Regions from separate parts of the Homo sapiens genome. Here region 2 is linked to region 1. Evidence: chromatin loops called from intact Hi-C (ENCODE). Cell type or tissue: heart right ventricle. All regions are shown on one strand. Links, peaks and the distances in the headings refer to the core of each region. The heading gives the core; the rest is flanking DNA. Region 1 overlaps ARHGAP26 (Rho GTPase activating protein 26). Region 2 overlaps FGF1 (fibroblast growth factor 1).

Region 1 (2,916 bases), core at 257-2,756:
GACCAGAACGCTGGGCTGGCAAAGAGGATACCTTGCCTCAAAACCTTCTCTGCTGTGTATTTACTCTGTGACCTAGGGCAAATTACTTAGATTCTCTAAGCTTTATTTCCTTTATTTGTTAAATACTCATGAAATATCTGTCCTACTTATGTTATACATGAGAAGGCAAATATAACTGCTGCTCAAGTATGAAGTATATTTAATATAAAATGTGTAAATATCCTTATGATTGGCCTGTTCCGCTCCATTTTCTGTTCTCAAATTGGATGCCACTATTCCTGACTTTGACAGTTCTGTATTTCAGTGGATGTTTTCCATTATGCTCTTTTATTATAGTCCTTTATGTTCTTGCCTTTGACCTAGTCACACTTTCTAAGTACTTTGAGTGTAAGGATTGGGTTCCAGATCTTGCAGGTTCTGGTCTGTTCAGGTCAGTTCTCAGGCATTGCTTTTTAGTTGTAACTGAACTAAATTAAACTGTATAAAAATCTAACACTAAAGAGGTAAAGAGATCGAGACCATCCTGGCCAACATGGTGAGACCTCGTCTCTACTAAAAATACAAAAATTAGCTGGGCATGGTGGTGGGTGCCTGTAGTCCCAGCTACTCAGGAGGCTGAGGCAGGAGAATTACTTGAACCAGGGAGGCGGAGGTTGCAGTGAGCCACAGTCGCGCCACTGCACTCCAGCCTGGGCGACAGAGTGAGACTCTTTCTCAAAAAAAACCAAAAACCAAACATCAAAAAACAAACAAAAAAAAGAACAGTGATGATATTACTACTGCCACTAACCACATCAATAGCAACTATAATATAGGGAAACATTTGTTGAATGCATATTTATGGCCTGGGTATGGTGTTAAGCACTTTACATGGAATCTTCTGGAATCCTCACCCTAAGAGGTATAGATGTGGTTACTACTCTGTTTTACACATGAGGAAACTGAGGCTCAGATAGGATAAATAGCTTAGTGGTAGCGAGTTAACTCCAGCACTGGCTGTGCAGCCCTTTCCCTTCACCCAGTTTGCTTTTCTACGTCTCTATCTGGGGAGGGATGTTGAGGCTCTCTTGCCTGCTGACCATGTTATTTAGTGCCAGTGTCATGATATAGAATTAGAGAGAGGGAAGGACCTTAGTGATCATCCATTTCAACTTTCTTGAATTACGTTTTATGAGGGAACTGAGTTTCTCGTAGGGGTCAGGTGTTTTGCTCAAGGTGTTCAGCTATGTATTGATCATTTTCTTCACATTTATTAAAAATTCAACTTTTAGGAACATTGTTGAGCACGTGGTACACCTTTGATGAAACCTTCCACTCTGATTATCCAGAGTTGTTCCCTGATTGCAGGGTTCTGCACGGAATGCTTTTAAATTCCAGCCCATCCCTAGATCCCTGGAAGTAGAAACTACAGGGCAGTGATGTGGAATGGCACTGCCATCTAGTGGATGATTTAAACAAATGCATAGTTTTTGAATGGTAAAAAAGCTCGCCTCAAAAACAGTAGTCATTGATTCAACAAATACTCACTGGACGCTTCTGTAAAAGTCTGTCCAGGCACTGGGTGTTTTGTAGAAAGTGAAATGAAGGATCTTCTTTCATGGAAATTACAATCTAGGAGGAAGTCTCTTTTCCAAGAAACGCAGAATGGTTGACGGGTTTAATCAAGCCGGTAGATTTATAGCTTCTCAAGTGGCAGGCAGGGAAACTGTCTTGAGCGGTCTGCAGGGTGGGTTGGGATCCTGGCTTATAATTCCATTGCAGGGGGCCCAAGGATGTGATGGATTCTGTGGCCCACACCATTCTGGGGCATTGGCAAGAGAAGCATAACATTCCGCTTAGGATTTCTTCTTCCTTTTCCTTTGGGAATGCATTGAGTTATGCATTTGTTCTTAGTTCTGGGTCACTGATGGGACATGCCTTTGGTGCTGACTGATGGCCACATGGGGATCAATTCATTCATTCTGCATGCATCTGTTGAACGTTTATTATGGGCCATACACCGTTCTGAGCACTGGAGGAGAAAAATGAAAAAATTAGACGAGGTCTTTGTTCTCATGGACTTTATATTCTAGTAGTCTAGTAGGCCAGGCACGGTGGCTCATGCCTGTAATCCCAGCACTTTGGTAGGCCAAGGCGGGTGGATCACTTGAGGTCAAGAGTTTGAGACCAGCCTGGCCAACAAGGCGAAACCCTGTCTCTAGTGAAAATGCAAAAAAAAAATTAGCTAGATGTGGTGGCACGCGCCTGTAATCCCAGCTACTTGGGAGGCTGAGGCAGGAGAATCACTTGAACCCAGGAGGCGGAGTTTGCAGTGAGCTGAGATCATGCCACTCCACTCCAGCCTGGGCAACAGAGCGAGACTCTGTCTCAAGAAAGGAATAGATAAGAGTTTAAATTGGGAGATGAGACAGAGATTTCCTGGTAACCTATTTAAAATAACATAGTCAATGAAAGCCTCTCCTAAAGAGGTAACATTTAAACTGAGCCCAGAAGGAATGAGCTAATGAAAGGCCAGGACAATCTTCTTCAGGTTGTGAGTGTGTCGCAAAATCACAGTTTTTGGGTTATGCAATAGGGTAGGCTAAAATAGAATGAAAAATACAAGGCCTGGCGCGGTGGCTCATGCCTGGAATCTCAGCACTTTGGGAGGCTGAGGTGGACAGATCACCTGAGGTCTGGAGTTCGAGACCAGCCTGACCAACGTGGAGAAACCCCCATCTCTATTAAAAATACAAAATTGGCCGGGCATGGTGGTGCATGCCTGTAATCCCAGCTACTTGGGAAGGCTGAGGCAGGAGAATATCTTGAACCTGGGAGGCGGAGGTTGCGGTGAGCCGAATTCGCGCCATTGTACTCCAGCCTGGGTAACAAGAGCGAAACTCCGTCTTAAAAAAAAAAAAAAAATATATATATATA
Region 2 (2,916 bases), core at 292-2,791, 230 kb before region 1:
TTAAAATGCATTTAAGTGAACAGCATAATTTGGGAAAGGGCACATGAAATTTGGGGACTTTTGATGCAGCAAGCTCACAAAATACAATCCTTTTGTACCACCTTCTTGGAACTCAATGATTTTAGAGAGAACGTTAGCTTTAAGAAGGCAAGTTCACTTATAATGAACTGCTCGATAGTTCATTGAACTTTGGATAGTAGAAAGATTCTTACTTTTCCCAAAGAAATATCAAGCTGTGGTTATAAAGCCAAGATAAGTGAGGAAGAAAGGATGTCTGCCCCTTCGAGGTTCATCTGAAGTTTTAGCAAAAGTGGGGCATAAATAACTAGTGGAATCTTGGACATTGTGTTGCGATTTGATACCTTCCAGCCCTTGGCCTTGTGTCCTTTCCTTATCTGTCTTGGATGACATTGCCTGGCTCTTCCACCAGGGCTGCCATCTGCTGTCTTCGACTCCATGAATGTTGTGGCCTCGTTGGAAGGAAACACTCCCTCTTTAGGGTTGGCTCCTTCCAGGGGCCAATCTCCCTTTGCCTGGCGAGTGGGCCCCAGGCATTCACACGGGACTGAGAGAGAGAAAGAGGGAGAAGGGGCTTCTCTTCTACCTGCAGGAGGAGCAGGCAGGGGAGAGCAGAGGGCTGCAGGCCTGTGGCTCACCCAGCAGGGTTGATGAAGATAGAGCCAGGTAACCGCAGGCTCCCACATCCAAACAGGGCCGGGCCTCAGCTCTGGCCCACCCCAGCTCCAAGGAAAACAGTCAGTTCTTTGGAAAAACTGTTTTCGTTTATGCTGCTTCCTCCTTCCTATCATAACAGATTACAAGCATGTTCCCTGGAGGACCGAATGGTGCCTTTCAAGAAGTTAGGAAGGAGCCATTGCTGAGTTGAGAGGATTAACTTGGTTCAACGTGGTAATAGCAGCACAGGATAGATTAACTGGGAATTTGAAAGAACATGATGGAGGCTTCGGTAACCCTTTATGACGCTTGTAAAATTCCAAGCATTTTGCAATATTAACACTGCCTAGGTATCACACATAATAAGTGAAGCGGCCCTTCCCTCATCTCGTCCACCATTGAGACCTGCTCCCAGCACACTCCCCACCACACCATAGGTACTCAGCAAATAGTTGTTAAATGAATACAAGAACTATGAGGCTGACCTAAGGTTCTGACAGCTTTCCAGAGTGGACAGAAAACGTCAATCTCAGCCATACTTTGCTCACAGGCATTGGGTAATGACACATAGACCTGCTTGCTGTTCTCCTTTGGCTTCTAGATCTAGTTCTTGCTTATCCAAAATTACTAATTCCCGACAGTTAACAAACGTAACTGCAATCCCAATAGCTTAACTCAGATCTAAGAAGGGTGTTTTTAAAAACTAGTCATCAAGAAATCCTTCTTACAGAGGAGGCAGAGCCCAGAGTAACTTGAAAATATTGCACAAATATTGAGAAAGAACATCTTGGGGTTTCAGTGGCCACAGCAGAAGAAGCTGAAGGATGTGCTGATATTGGAACGGGAGAGCCAGAGCAGCTTTCCAAACACTGAAAACCCGACTTATCCTGTGGGCGGGAGCCAGGCTGGTGCAGGGGAGCCCGCAGCCAGAAGAGGGCGCTCCGAGCTCAGTGTGCTGGCCGCGCTGGTGAGATCAGAGGACCCTTGCAAAGAGACTGTTTACACTTCAGCTTTGTTTTTCCTGAGTGTTTTTGCGTTCTCTGCAAGAGTGAGGGAGGGTTTTCCTCACTCTGTGCCAAAGAATGATCTGAAAATATAATTAAACTGATGACTTCACATATTAAATACCAAGTCCTAGGAATATAATTGTTTTTAAAATTTCTAATGGACTTAAGTCTTTGATCTCCCTGAAATCTGTGAACAAATTTCCCACATCATAACTCTTTTAACACATCTAAATGTGCCCTCAGGAACCAGTATCTTCTTCCAATATTGACTCTAGCCATAGAAAATGGATGGTTAAACCGAGAAGAGCAGACTGTTACCTCTCTGAGAGTTATTTCTACCTGGTCCATCTTATCAGGTTAATAAGTGTTACTATGTATAAATATAGTAACCCACAATATCTTGATTAAAAAAAAAGCTGTTATTCAGTTGGGATACTTTAAAGCCTTGTTTTCCATTTACATGCCTCCTTGGAAATCTATCTTCTTCCCCACATTTTTCATTCCCAGTCCATAAGGGAAGAGCAGACCAATCCAAGAAGCCCTTCAAGGAAAACAGCATACTTATGTGTAGACCCCGTGACTGACAACTCCAGCATTAAGAATTTGTCCTATAGAAGGACTCACACAAGTGCCCAAACATCAATGCATGAAATTCACTGCAGTGCTGTTTGTAATAGTGAAAATTTGGAAACAATGTTGCTTCAGAATGGAGTGATAAAATAAGTTATGGGTCTAAGCAAATAGCAGGCAGCCATAAGAAAAAGAGCACTAGACACACATGTACACATATGAGTGGGGAAAAGGAAGCCTCAGGACAATATATCCAGAATTATCCCATGGCTTAATTTAAAAATCATATATCTATGTGTAGACACATAGATAGAAAACTGAAAAAATGATTACCCCTGGGGAGTGGGATGGGGTGGCTGAGGAGGAACTCACATTTTATTTTGTTACTGCAGGTATTTTTTTTTATTTTTATTTTTATCTTTTTTGGGACAGAGTTTCGCTTTTGTTGCCCAGGCTGGAGTGCAATGGCGAGATCTTGGCTCACTGCAACCTCCACCTCCCAGGTTCAAGCGATTCTCCTGCCTCAGCCTCCTGAGTAGCTGGGATTATAGGCATGTGCCACCACGCCCAGCTAATTTTGTATTTTTAGTAGAGATGGGGTTTCACCATATTGGCCAGGCTGGTCTTGAACTCCTGACCTCAGGTGATCCACCTGTCTCAGCCT

Evidence for each region. Peaks named below come from ENCODE experiments on the same cell type or tissue, not always from the same donor. Only the 100,000 strongest peaks of a DNase experiment are listed, where the experiment ranks them.
Region 2: it touches region 1 in a loop (4-fold over the local background); 31 of 110 quality-filtered maps call a loop at or near these places.

What each region holds. Positions count from the first base shown.
Region 1 is chr5:142,887,249-142,890,164 of GRCh38, forward strand. The region is part of intron 5 of ARHGAP26 (Rho GTPase activating protein 26); the gene reads left to right. Among named protein-coding and RNA genes, the nearest start is that of ARHGAP26-AS1, 20 kb to the left of the region's middle. In heart right ventricle, for the core only: a CTCF peak has its summit at 1,438 (motif pointing left); no DNase peak of the experiment used is centred there; H3K27ac peaks cover 1,016 bases.
Region 2 is chr5:142,654,258-142,657,173 of GRCh38, forward strand. All of the region lies in intron 1 of FGF1 (fibroblast growth factor 1), which reads right to left. Among named protein-coding and RNA genes, the nearest start is that of FGF1, 30 kb to the right of the region's middle. RefSeq lists an enhancer at 1,487-1,781 and a silencer at 1,650-1,699. In heart right ventricle, for the core only: a CTCF peak has its summit at 1,607 (motif pointing right); DNase peaks (open chromatin) are centred at 534 and 1,604; H3K27ac peaks cover 2,267 bases.